Linked DNA regions of Homo sapiens: region 2 is linked to region 1. Evidence: read pairs that join two places in POLR2A ChIA-PET (ENCODE). Cell type or tissue: Panc1. All regions are shown on one strand. Links, peaks and the distances in the headings refer to the core of each region. The heading gives the core; the rest is flanking DNA. Region 1 overlaps LOC124905135 (collagen alpha-1(III) chain-like). Region 2 overlaps GTSE1 (G2 and S-phase expressed 1).

Region 1 (5,368 bases), core at 71-5,070:
GATCACCGCTCACTGCAGCCTCAACCTCCCAGGCTCAAGTTATCCTCCTGCCTCAGCCACCCAAGTTGCTGGGACTTACAGGCGTGTGCCACCATGCCCAGCTAATGTTTTTTTTTTTAACCTTTGTTGCTCAGGTTGGTCTCAAACTCCTGGGCTCATGCAATCTTCCTGCCTCGGCCTCCCAATGTGCTGGAATTACAGGTATGAGCTACCGCGCTCAGCCCAAACCCAGGGCTCTTAACCACCCTACTATGTACTGTGCTGGCCCCCGGTCAAGGGAGAGAACTCACGTCAGGCAAAAATGTTTTACAGAGAGGCAGCTAAGTCTTTTCCACAGTGGATGACACAGTCCCCCTCACAAACCACCCCACAGATCCAACCCCAAGGAACTCTGCTTCTACGTGTGCCCTTGGGGCAAGGGATGCAAAGCACCAGGCGATGGAGCTCAGAGGATGGCACTCTTCCAGAGAGCTGTGTGTCTCTGGGAAAGCTAACACACCTCTCTGAGCCTGTTGCTACAGCTTTACCATCAGCGATGTGACTGCAAGCCTTCTCAGCTGCCTGTCAGCAGATGCACAGGCCTGTGCACAGAGCTCTGCGGAGACCACGCCGACATCGCCGCACACCCACCCTCCTGCTCATGGGACAGACCATTCACACCTGCTTCACCACCAGCCACAGGCTTGTCGGAAGGAGCAGACTCTTCTCCACGGACAAGCCACTGCCCCTTTGAGGGCCTCAGCTTCCTTACCCTATGAGATGAGGAAACAGATCTTCACTTGCCACAGGACTTGGGGGGATGAAAAGGTAACCTCCGTAAAGCTGCCCCTGGTGTGGGGAAGCCACCCCATAGATGACATTGCCCGCCCTCCCCCTAGGCCCAGAGCTCTACAGAGTCCTCAAGCTGGTGTCCCTCCAGGCTAAAACACTTCCACCCCCTGGGCAGTGCACTACAGGGTGGTGGGGAAGGGGCCATCTGTGGAAGAAACACAGGGCCTGGCCTGGGGTCCTGGGCAAGACCTCTGTGACCTCAGTTTCCCCAGATCCCTCCAGGTGTGACCTTGTAGATGGCCTCTATTCTGGATTCACAGCTGCTGAGGAGGAGGAAGAGGACACTGAAGGCATTCCTTCAGTCCCCTGGGGAGGTTCAGATGCTCAGACTCCCTGATACCACCTTTCCTGGGCAGAATAAAGTCCCCAAGATGTCCAAGCCCTAATCCCTGGAGCCTGGGAAAGTGTTACCTCCCAGACCAAAGGGACTTTGTAGGTGTGTGATTGAGTTGAAGATCTGCAGTGAGAGGGTAGCCTGGATTAGCCACGTGTGCCCAAAAGCAGAGACTCCTTCCCAGCCGTGGTCAGAGACAGAACAAGGGGACGCTGCTGGCTTTAAAGACGGAAGAAGGGACGAGGAGCCAAGGAGTGCAAGTGCCGCCAGAGGCCAGAAAAGGCAAGGGATGGATTTTTCCCCTGGAGTTCCAGGAGGAACCAGCCCTGCCAACACCTGGATTTTAGTTCTGGGACCCCACCTCAGACATCTGACCCCCTTGACTGTAAGGTAATAAATGTGCGTTGCTTAAGCCACTGAGTCAGCCATAAGTTGTTACATGGCTGCCACAGGAAACTAACAGGCCCTCCCCTCTGGCCCCAACATGCCCAGCTGCCTGTGAAGGGGAAGAAGGATGGCACAAGGCACGGCCCTCATCGATGTGTTCACACACCTTGCTCCCCTACTGAGCTGGCCCTGGGGCTGCAGACCTGATCCCTGCTCTCAGGAGCCTTCGCCAGCTGAGAGACGCCCGCAGAGCCTCCCCTCCACTGCGGAGGCTCGAACCTTCCCTCCTGCTGCTGCTGCCCCATCCTCTCCTCTTCCTCCTGCTGCTGTTTGTTGAGTGCTCCCTGTGAGTAGGCACCAGGCTAGTGTCCTCCTCCCAACCCCAGCCTCATAGGCTCAGCGGTCAGGCCACCCGAGCAGTCACATTGTAGACCCCTGAATCCTGCCCATGGTTTGGCAGGACAAAGGGCCTTTTCTGCTTCAGAGTCACAAATGTGTCCTCCTCACAATAAGGGTGGCATGGAGGTCCCTGGGCCAGTGCCTCAGCCTATTGAGCCTGGGGTCCTTGTCTGTACAGGGGGATGAAGGTAGCACCTCACAGATGGCGATAAACCCAGCCAGTGCAGGGCAGGCAGTCAGCGCTCCAAACTCGCTTCAAGTCTTTGCCTATGCTGCCAATCAAGTCAGCTGTGGGAAGAGTCAGGTTTTTCTCTTGAAAGTCAGGGCCGGGCACGGTGGCTCATGCCTGTAATCCCAGCACTTTGGGAGGCTGAGGTGGGTAGATCACAAGGTCAGGAGACCGAGACCATCCTGGCTAACACAGTGAAACCCTGTCTCTACTAAAAATACAAAAAATTAGCCGGGCATGGTGGCACGCACCTGTAGTCCCACCTACTTGGGAGGCTGAGGCAGGAGAATCACTTGAACCTGGGAGGCAGAGGTTTGCAGTGAACCGAGATCACGCCACTGCACTCCAGCCCTGGACGACAGTGAGACTCTATCTCAAAAAAAAAAAAAAAAAAAAAGTCAGATGCAATGCCAGGGCTGTGGTGTGGGACTGTCACTGCATGAGGCATGGGGGCTGAGGTACTTGGCCAAGGGGGTTTTTCAGAGACCACCCCAAGAGTCTTCTGGAGCCAAAATATCACCCCTAATGACTTAACTGGGAGCCCCACCACTAAAGCAGGGTTTCATCATGCTAGGAAGTAATCAGAAAAGTGCAGACAAATGTTCCTGGAAGTGTTGCCTACAATGGGGAAAACTGGAAATAACTGGGAAGAACCCAAGTGCCTGATAATAAGGGGTTAGTTAAGGACCTCTGTCCAGTGGAATATGCTAAATAGTCATGAAAGTTCATTTGCAAGACAGTATCTTCTGACTTAGGAAAATATTGTGATAAAATATTAATGAAACAAGCAGAAGATAAAATGATACACCTAATAAGATGCTAATTTTGCTTAAAATATGTTTTGACAGACTAGGTGTGGTGGCTCACACCTGTAACCCCAGCACTGTGGAAAGCTGAGGTGGGTGGGTCACCTGAGGTCAGGAGCTCGAGACCAGCCTGGCCAACATAGTGAAACCCCATCTCTACTAAAAATACAAGTTAGCTGGGGGTGGTGGTAGGCGCCTGTAGTCCCAGCCACTTGGGAGGCTGAGCCAGGAGAATCGCTTGGAGCCAGGTGAATCGCTTGAACCCAGGAAGCAGAGGTTGCAGTGAGCCGAGACTGCACCACTGCACTCCAGTCTGGGCGACACAACGAGACTCCATCTCAAAAAAAAAAAAAAAAAAGTTTTGACAGAAGCTGGGTGAGGCCTTCCCAGTGGCTATCTCTGAGTGTGCTTTCATAGGTGATTGACAAATGTTTTTCTTTTCTGAGGACTCAAAGTGTTCTAAAATGAGCATGGAACATCAATGATGGCATTAAAGAAAAAAAAAAAGAATGGCAAAGACGAGGAGTTGTACTCCTTCACTGAAGCTGCCTTTGGTCCCTCCCTGGGCCTCAGCATGCGGCACGAACACGTGTGAGGGGCAGGGCTGGCTTTGTGGGTTTGTGACCCATACCACCGCACAGGGCCCTGAGCTTAGGAAGGCCCTGCATTCGGAAGGGCCCCAAGCTCGTTTTAATTCACACCATCGTCACCACCTTGTAATTCTCAGGCATTTTCAAACCAGGGGGCCACATTTTCTTCTTACCCTGGGCCCTGCAAACTCTATAGCCGATCCTGGCGAGGAACCCTGGGCCTCCGGACACCTTGACTTTTCTCTCCAGTTTCCTGAATGCCGCAGCCAGCTTTCTGGGGTAGGTTTATTTCCCATGCAGTGACTCCTTATATTTTGTCCAGGGTTTCCAAAATCAGGGGCCCAAGGACATTAACCTCAAAAAATCAAAGCATATATTGGCTGTCCCCCGGGACAGTGGCTGCCTTGTTAGGAGGTGGGTGGGGTCACTGGCACAGCCCTGGCATTGCTAAATGGGCTGTTGGCAAAAAGAGGAAACAGGGCTCTGTTCTGTAAAAACATGCGTGAGCATTTGCAGTGCTTTTTCTGGAGACTGAAATCTTTCTGTACACCTCACCAAATTTTCAGAAGTTTCTTATGAGGTATGTGTTTTCTCCAGTAAAACCAGGTGCCTCTGACTCAGGGGCACTGCCTATGGACCTGTCCTACATCTCTTTCTACCAGTTAAGGCTCAAGGATGCCTGGGTGACTCTGTCCTACGGCTTCTGCAGCCACACTGCCAGATAGGTGGTGAGCTGCCTGTCTCTGGAGGCATTCAACAAAGGCTGCACAGGAAACACCTTCTCTGGCATTAGCCTAGAGAAGCTCACCTGAGGGTGTCACTGCACAGGGTATCTGGCAGCTTCTAAGGCAGGACCTTGTCGTCTTTTCTCTCTGTGCCCAGTACTCCATACAGGAGTATAGGTGTGGGGGAGGTGTTCAGTGACTGTTTCCTTTAGGGTACGGAAACAAGTGCCAGAAGGTGGTGAGGTAAGCGATGCAAAGTTGACATGAGATGTAGGAGAGAAATTCCTGAGCTGCCCAGAAGCAGGTGATGTGCGAGAGAAGCCAGCAGCCACGGGCCCCTGGAGCAGCAGCCGCTGATACTGAGTGCCTGCCGTGTGCTAGCGGAGTGATCGATGTTCACAGCGATTGTCACCGTTCTCCCAACAACGCAACTGATACAGAACTCTTTTTGTTTGTTTTGTTTGTTTGTTTGTTTGTTTGTTTTTTTGAGACAGAGTCTCGCTCTGTCACCCAGGCTGGAGTGCAGTGGCGCAATCTCGGCTTACTGCAACCTCCGCCTCCCGGGTTCAAGCAATTCTCCTGCCTCAGCCTCCTGAGTAGCTGGGACTACAGCTGTGTGCCACCACACCTAGCTAATTTTTGTATTTTTAGTAGAGACAGGGTTTCATCGTGTTGGCCAGGCTGGTCTGGAACTCCTGACCTCATGATCTGTCTGCCTCGGCCTCGCAAAGTGCTGGGATTACAGGTGTGAGCTACCACACCTGTCTGGCAGAACTCTTATTAAGCCCCTTTTATGAGTGAGGAAACTGAGGCCCAGAGAGGTGAGGTTACCCAGCTAGAATGAGGTAGCGCTGGCAGGTGGAGGCAGGCCTGCCTCAATGCAGAACTTCCCTATAAGCCCAGGATTTTTGGTATGCTGCGACTCTACTGCCTGGGACATGAAGAAAGTTCAAGTTCAGGTTCACTTTCTGCATCCTATCTTTCCTTCATTATACCCTGGGCGGGTATAGAAGGTCCCCCAGAGGGTTTGGGGATGGGGCAGGTCAGGTTCCTCATTTTAGGGAGAT
Region 2 (5,368 bases), core at 242-5,241, 270 kb before region 1:
ACAAAATCCAGACATTCAAAAGTGTACACCTGACAATATCCAACAACCAAGAAAAACTTGTGAAAAATGTAGAGGCAGGAAAATGAGGCCAAAACCCGGAAACAAAATTAGTCAGTCGAAACAGACCCCAAAATGATGGGGAAGATGGTATGAGAAGAATCGTAGACCCTAAAACCATTATCAATTTGCTCACGAGGATGTAAAAGAAAACCCAAGTACCATGAGAAGAAATAAGGGGAAACTATTATGTTAGAAACAAAGTTAACTGGATGGGCTTCACAGCTGTTAGGCACTGCAGAAGAAATGATATCTGACAACAGAAACTACCCAAACTGTAGCTCAAGGAAAAAGGCTGGGCCGGGCACGGTGGCTCACACCTATAATCCCAGCAGTTTGAGAGGCCGAGATGGGTGGGTCACTTGAGGTCAGGAGTTCCAGACCAGCCTGGCCAACATGGCGAAACCCCGTCTCTACCAAAAATACAAAAAAAAAATTAGCCGGGTGTGGTGGTGGGCACCTGTAATCCCAGCTACTCGGGAGGCTGAGGCAGGAGAATTGCTTGAACTCGGTAGGTGGAGGTTACAGTGCGCTGAGATCGCGCCACTGCATTCCACCCTGGGTGACAGAGCGAGACTCCGTCTCAAAAAACAAAAAACAAAAAAAAAGAAAGAAAGAAAAGAAAAAAGATAAGAAAAAGAAAAAAGGCTGAAATAAAAAAAAGAACAGAGCTTCGGTGTCCTGTGAGACAACGTCAAGAGGCCTGAAATAGATGTGATTAGAGTCCTAGGAAATAAAGTGGAAAGAGGAAAAGATAGCTGAAGAAATAATGGCCAACGTTTTCCAAATTTGCTGAAAAAAACCAACCCACAGATCAAAGAAGCTTAAGAAACCCTCAGCGGGATAAAGGCAAAGAAAGCCACCTCAAAGCACATAATAATCAAATTCCCGACAGTAACACTAAAGAGAAAACCTTACAAGCAGCCTACGAGCATTGGGGTGTCACACACACAGGAACGAACGTAAGACATTCAGGGAGCCTCCAGTGACCCCCCAAAACAACGTGGGCGAGAAGACAGCGGGTCACACCTGAAAGCACTGTTGGAGGAAAGAACTAAAAACACCATCAATGCCATCAATAATTGTTTAAAACTTTAAATGCAATTTCTTCAGTATTTTTTAAAGACACATTAAAATGTATCTATTACTCACCAATAGAAAACTTAGGAATTTTAAATTGATTTGTAGGAGTAGGCATAACCTTTGTCTTGGAATTTAGACAGGAATCTCGCCGTCTGATACTTCTAGTCTTATTCAATTGAGAAGATTCTGACCAAGCGCAACTGGAGTTCAGCCACTGGCCGCCACCTTCCGGAGTCTGGGGTTGGGTGGGGGATGCTGAGGGGGGTGCCGTGAGCTGCTCCGCTGCCAGCTCAGAAACATCGACCCGCTTGGCCTGCCAGGAGGATGCCCCCACAGGGCCTGCAGGCAGAGCTGGCCGCAGCATGGCGGGTCCCATTCTGCCTGACTTGCTGATGTTTGACAGAGGCCGGGAGCTATTTGCAGGAATACTTGCAAATTCACTTGATTTAGCTAGAAGGTATACACACAAAAATCACATTATTATAAAAGTATGAAGCTATTTAACAAACACACAGAAGTTATGCTGTCTTTAGCATATCTACCTTAAACATAAGACACATTAACAATATTCTATAAGCCCTTCAGGCAACATCATCAAACACAGGATGGCTCAGGCAGCTTTTAGCTTAGCTGAGTGTATTCTAAGGTACTTATTCTCAAAATAATTACTAACATGTACATAAGCATGCATAAATTCAAGCTCTCCTATCTTCGTTGATTATGTTGGCAGGAGAAATCTACATTAGTTGAGCAGATGGAAGGGGATAGTCTAGTCACATGTCTCACCTGTCTGGTCACAGAGGTGGGCAGGGAACAAGGAAAAAAGACGCAATTGTTACTGGTTGATTCCTTTAAAATTACAAGGAGGCTGCGTCATATTAACCATAAGCACTATTTAAAATAGAAGACCAGATAAACTAGGGTAATACATACTGAGCTACCAATATACGCAGACGATCTGGTAAAGGATTCTTAAAGAAAAACTTTAGCCCAGGAGTGGTGGCTCACGCCTGTAATCCAAACACTTTGGGAGGCCAAGGCAAGAGATCACTCAAGGCCAGGAGTTCGAGACCAGCCTGGCTAATATAGTGAGACCATCCTCTCTACAAAAAACACAAAAATGTGGGCCAGGCGCAGTGGCTCGTGCCTGTAATCCTAGCACTTTGGGAGGCCAAGGCGGGCGGATCACGAGGTCAAGAGATCGAGACCATCCTAGCCAACATGGTGAAACCCCGTCACTACTAAAAATACAAAAATTAGCCGGGCGTGGTGGCAGGTGCCTGTAGTCCCAGCTACTTGGGAGGCTGAGGCAGGAGAATCACTCGAACCCGGGAGGCAGAGGTTGTAGTGAGCCAAGATTGCGCCACTGCACTCCAACCTGGCAATAGAGTGAGACTCCATCTCAAAAAAAAAAAACCCACAAAAATTAGCCGGGTGTGGTGGCATGTGCCTGTAGTCCCAGCTACTCAGGAGGCTGAGGTGGGAGGATTGCTTGATCTCAGGAGGTCATCACCTCAGTCTATAAAGATAAGGACACAAACCTCTCTTAATCACAGAATGGCAGAGTCAGAATTCCAGATCAGATCAATCTGATTAGAGAGTTCACACTTATCATTTTTTTTTTTTTTTTTGAGACGGAGTGCAGTGATGCAATCTCGGCTCATGGTAACCTCTGCCTCCCGCGTTCAAGCCATTCTCGTGGCCCAGTCTCCCGAGTAGCTGGGACTACAGGCACCCGCCACCATGCCCGGCTAGTTTTTGTGTTTTTAGTAGAGACAGGGTTTCACCATGTTGGCCAGGCTGGTCTCAAACTCCAGGGGTCAAGCGATCCACCCATCTTGGCCTGCCAAAGTGCTGGGATCACAGGCGTGAGCCCCTGCGCCCGGCCCACTTTTTACATTTTGTGAACACAATCCACACCATGCTGCCCTGAACGACCCCGAGACGCCACATGGCCAATGCACCTCGAAGAGGATTTCGCTCTGAAGAGCAGAAAGGCGAAGGCTTTCCCTTACCACTAGATGGCAGCTGTGGCTTGGCAAGGTTGAAATGTGGCTTGACCTCAAACAGGTGTGGGAGCATGGATTTAAACAGGCACCCAGGAGTTATGGGGCCATATGCCCTACATTATCTGGAATAGTCCTATTTTAAAACTGGTGTCTCATGACATGGACATGAGGGTGATTCCAGTGTCCATGTTCTCAGGCACGGGGTATCATACATGCTTTCTGGCCATGTGTACCCCGTAGACTGAAGCCACCCATCTGAGTGTGCCCTCCTCATGGGACAGAGGCACTGAGGGCAGGTACAGCAACTCAGTCCACAGCCTGGTCCACCGCACACAGCACGCCCTCCGGGACGTCCTGCCAAGCCTAAGTGGTTCTGCAGAAACAGTCTCCAAGGCCTGAGCAGCACTCCAGGCCTCACCTGGCCAGATGTGGGTCCAAGCATGATGCCGGCTGCCTCACCTTTGCCCACTGCTGGGGATGTGCACGCACTGGATGCCCCGCTCCAAACAGGCCCCGAGGAGGACTTCCTTGCGAGATTGCTGGTAGAGCCGGGTGCTTTTAACAGGGTCTTCTTCAGCCCCAACTGGGGCAAAATGTGAAAAAACAGAATCAGCAAAGATCTCGTTATTTACCTATTACTTGTGTCTGCAAAAGTAAGGGGTTTTTGGCTGGGCACGGTGGCTCACGCCTGTAATCCCAGCACTTTGGGAGGCTGAGGCCGGAGGATCACAAGGTCAGGAGTTTGAGACCAGCCTGGCCAATATGGTGAAACCTTGTCTCTACTAAAAATATAAAAACTAGCTGGGCATGGTGGCAGGCACCTGTAGTCCCAGCTACTCGGGAGGCTGAGGTAGGAGAATTGCTTGAACCCGGGAGGTGGAGGTTGTAGTGAGCTGAGCTCGTGCCATTGCACTCCAGCCTGGGCGACAGAGTGAGACTCCGTCTCAACAACAACAACAACAACAAAAGTTGGTGTTTTTACTATTTTAAAATAATCTAATAATTATCATCTTGAATTTAAAGAAGAAAAAAGTCAAGCAGCACTTCTCAAAGTGTAGTCTTCAAACCCCTGCATGAGGACCACATTAGGGAGCTAGCAGAAATGCAGATTTGGGGCCCCAACCCAGACCCCATGAGTCAGCAGCTGCAGGGCCCAGCTTTGGGCAGTTCTAACAAGAACTGCCAGTACACACAGCTTGGTTTACCGCCAATGCCAGAAAATAAGTGGCAAAGATGTGGCTGGTAGTCTCCATGCCTGTGAGGAACCGCAATTTTCTTTCTTTTCCTTTTTTTTTTTTTTTTTTTTAGACAGGGTCTCACTCTGTTGCCCAGGCTGGAATGGAATGCAGTGGCATGATCACAGCTCACTGCAGCCTTGACCTCCTGGGCTCAAGCAATCCTCCCACCTCAACCTCCCAAATAGCTGGGACCACAGGCATGCACCACCATGCCTGGCTGATTTTTATTTTTTAATGGAGATGGGGGCCTCACTATGTTGCCCAGGCTGGTCTCAAACTCCTGGGCTCAAGTGATCCTCCCGCCTCAGCCTCCCAAAGTGCTGAGATTACATGTGTGAGCCACTGCACCCAGCTGCTGTTTTCAAAACATCAACATCTCATGTCATCTGTTCAAGAACTCTACATGAGGGAAACGGAATATCCCCACCTACAAACTGGGGCTCCGAGACGCTGACTTTTCCCAACCCACACAGCTCCCAGGGCAGAGGCTAGCCATCAGTGCACACTGCGAAGCCAGTATTCTTTGCATGTATTTTGCAGGCTGCCTCTTGTGGGTGTATTTTCAACTTTTCCACCTCTTTTTTTTTTTTTTTTTTGAGACAGGGTCTCATTCTGTCACCCAACCTGGAGTGCAGTGGCGTGATTATGACTCACTGCAGCCTCGACCTCCTGGGCTCAAGCAATCATCCCACCTCAGCCTCCTGAGTAGCTGGGACTGCCGTTGCTCACCACCATGCCCAGCTAATTTTTGTATTTTTTGTAGAGATGGGTTTCATCATGTTGCTCAGGCTGGTCTTGAACTCCTGGGCTCAAGTGATCCTCCCACCTTGGCCTCCCAAAATGCTGGGATTTTAATCCAAAGCACTTGTACACACAGCTGCCACCTCATTCCCAGCAACCACAAGTTTGGGCCCCAGCAGCCAACTCACCTTGTTTGGAACAGGGATCGCCCGCTTGCCCTGGCCCAAGTGGCTTCCGGCG

Evidence for each region. ChIA-PET counts read pairs that join two places held together with the same protein. Peaks named below come from ENCODE experiments on the same cell type or tissue, not always from the same donor. Only the 100,000 strongest peaks of a DNase experiment are listed, where the experiment ranks them.
Region 2: POLR2A ChIA-PET joins it to region 1 with 10 read pairs; 2 of 35 experiments call an interaction of 5 or more read pairs at or near these places.

What each region holds. Positions count from the first base shown.
Region 1 is chr22:46,046,666-46,052,033 of GRCh38, reverse strand. All of the region lies in intron 1 of LOC124905135 (collagen alpha-1(III) chain-like), which reads right to left. It overlaps PRR34 (PRR34 long non-coding RNA), which reads left to right. Exons shown (of 2, transcript NR_165243.1): 2 at 135-3,503. Among named protein-coding and RNA genes, the nearest start is that of LINC00899, 4.5 kb to the right of the region's middle. In Panc1, for the core only: no CTCF peak of the experiment used is centred there; no DNase peak of the experiment used is centred there; H3K27ac peaks cover 3,843 bases.
Region 2 is chr22:46,312,254-46,317,621 of GRCh38, reverse strand. It overlaps GTSE1 (G2 and S-phase expressed 1), which reads right to left. Exons shown (of 12, transcript NM_016426.7): 5 at 5,317-5,368; 6 at 3,609-3,732; 7 at 1,210-1,590. Among named protein-coding and RNA genes, the nearest start is that of GTSE1, 18 kb to the right of the region's middle. In Panc1, for the core only: a CTCF peak has its summit at 3,155 (motif pointing right); a DNase peak (open chromatin) is centred at 3,191.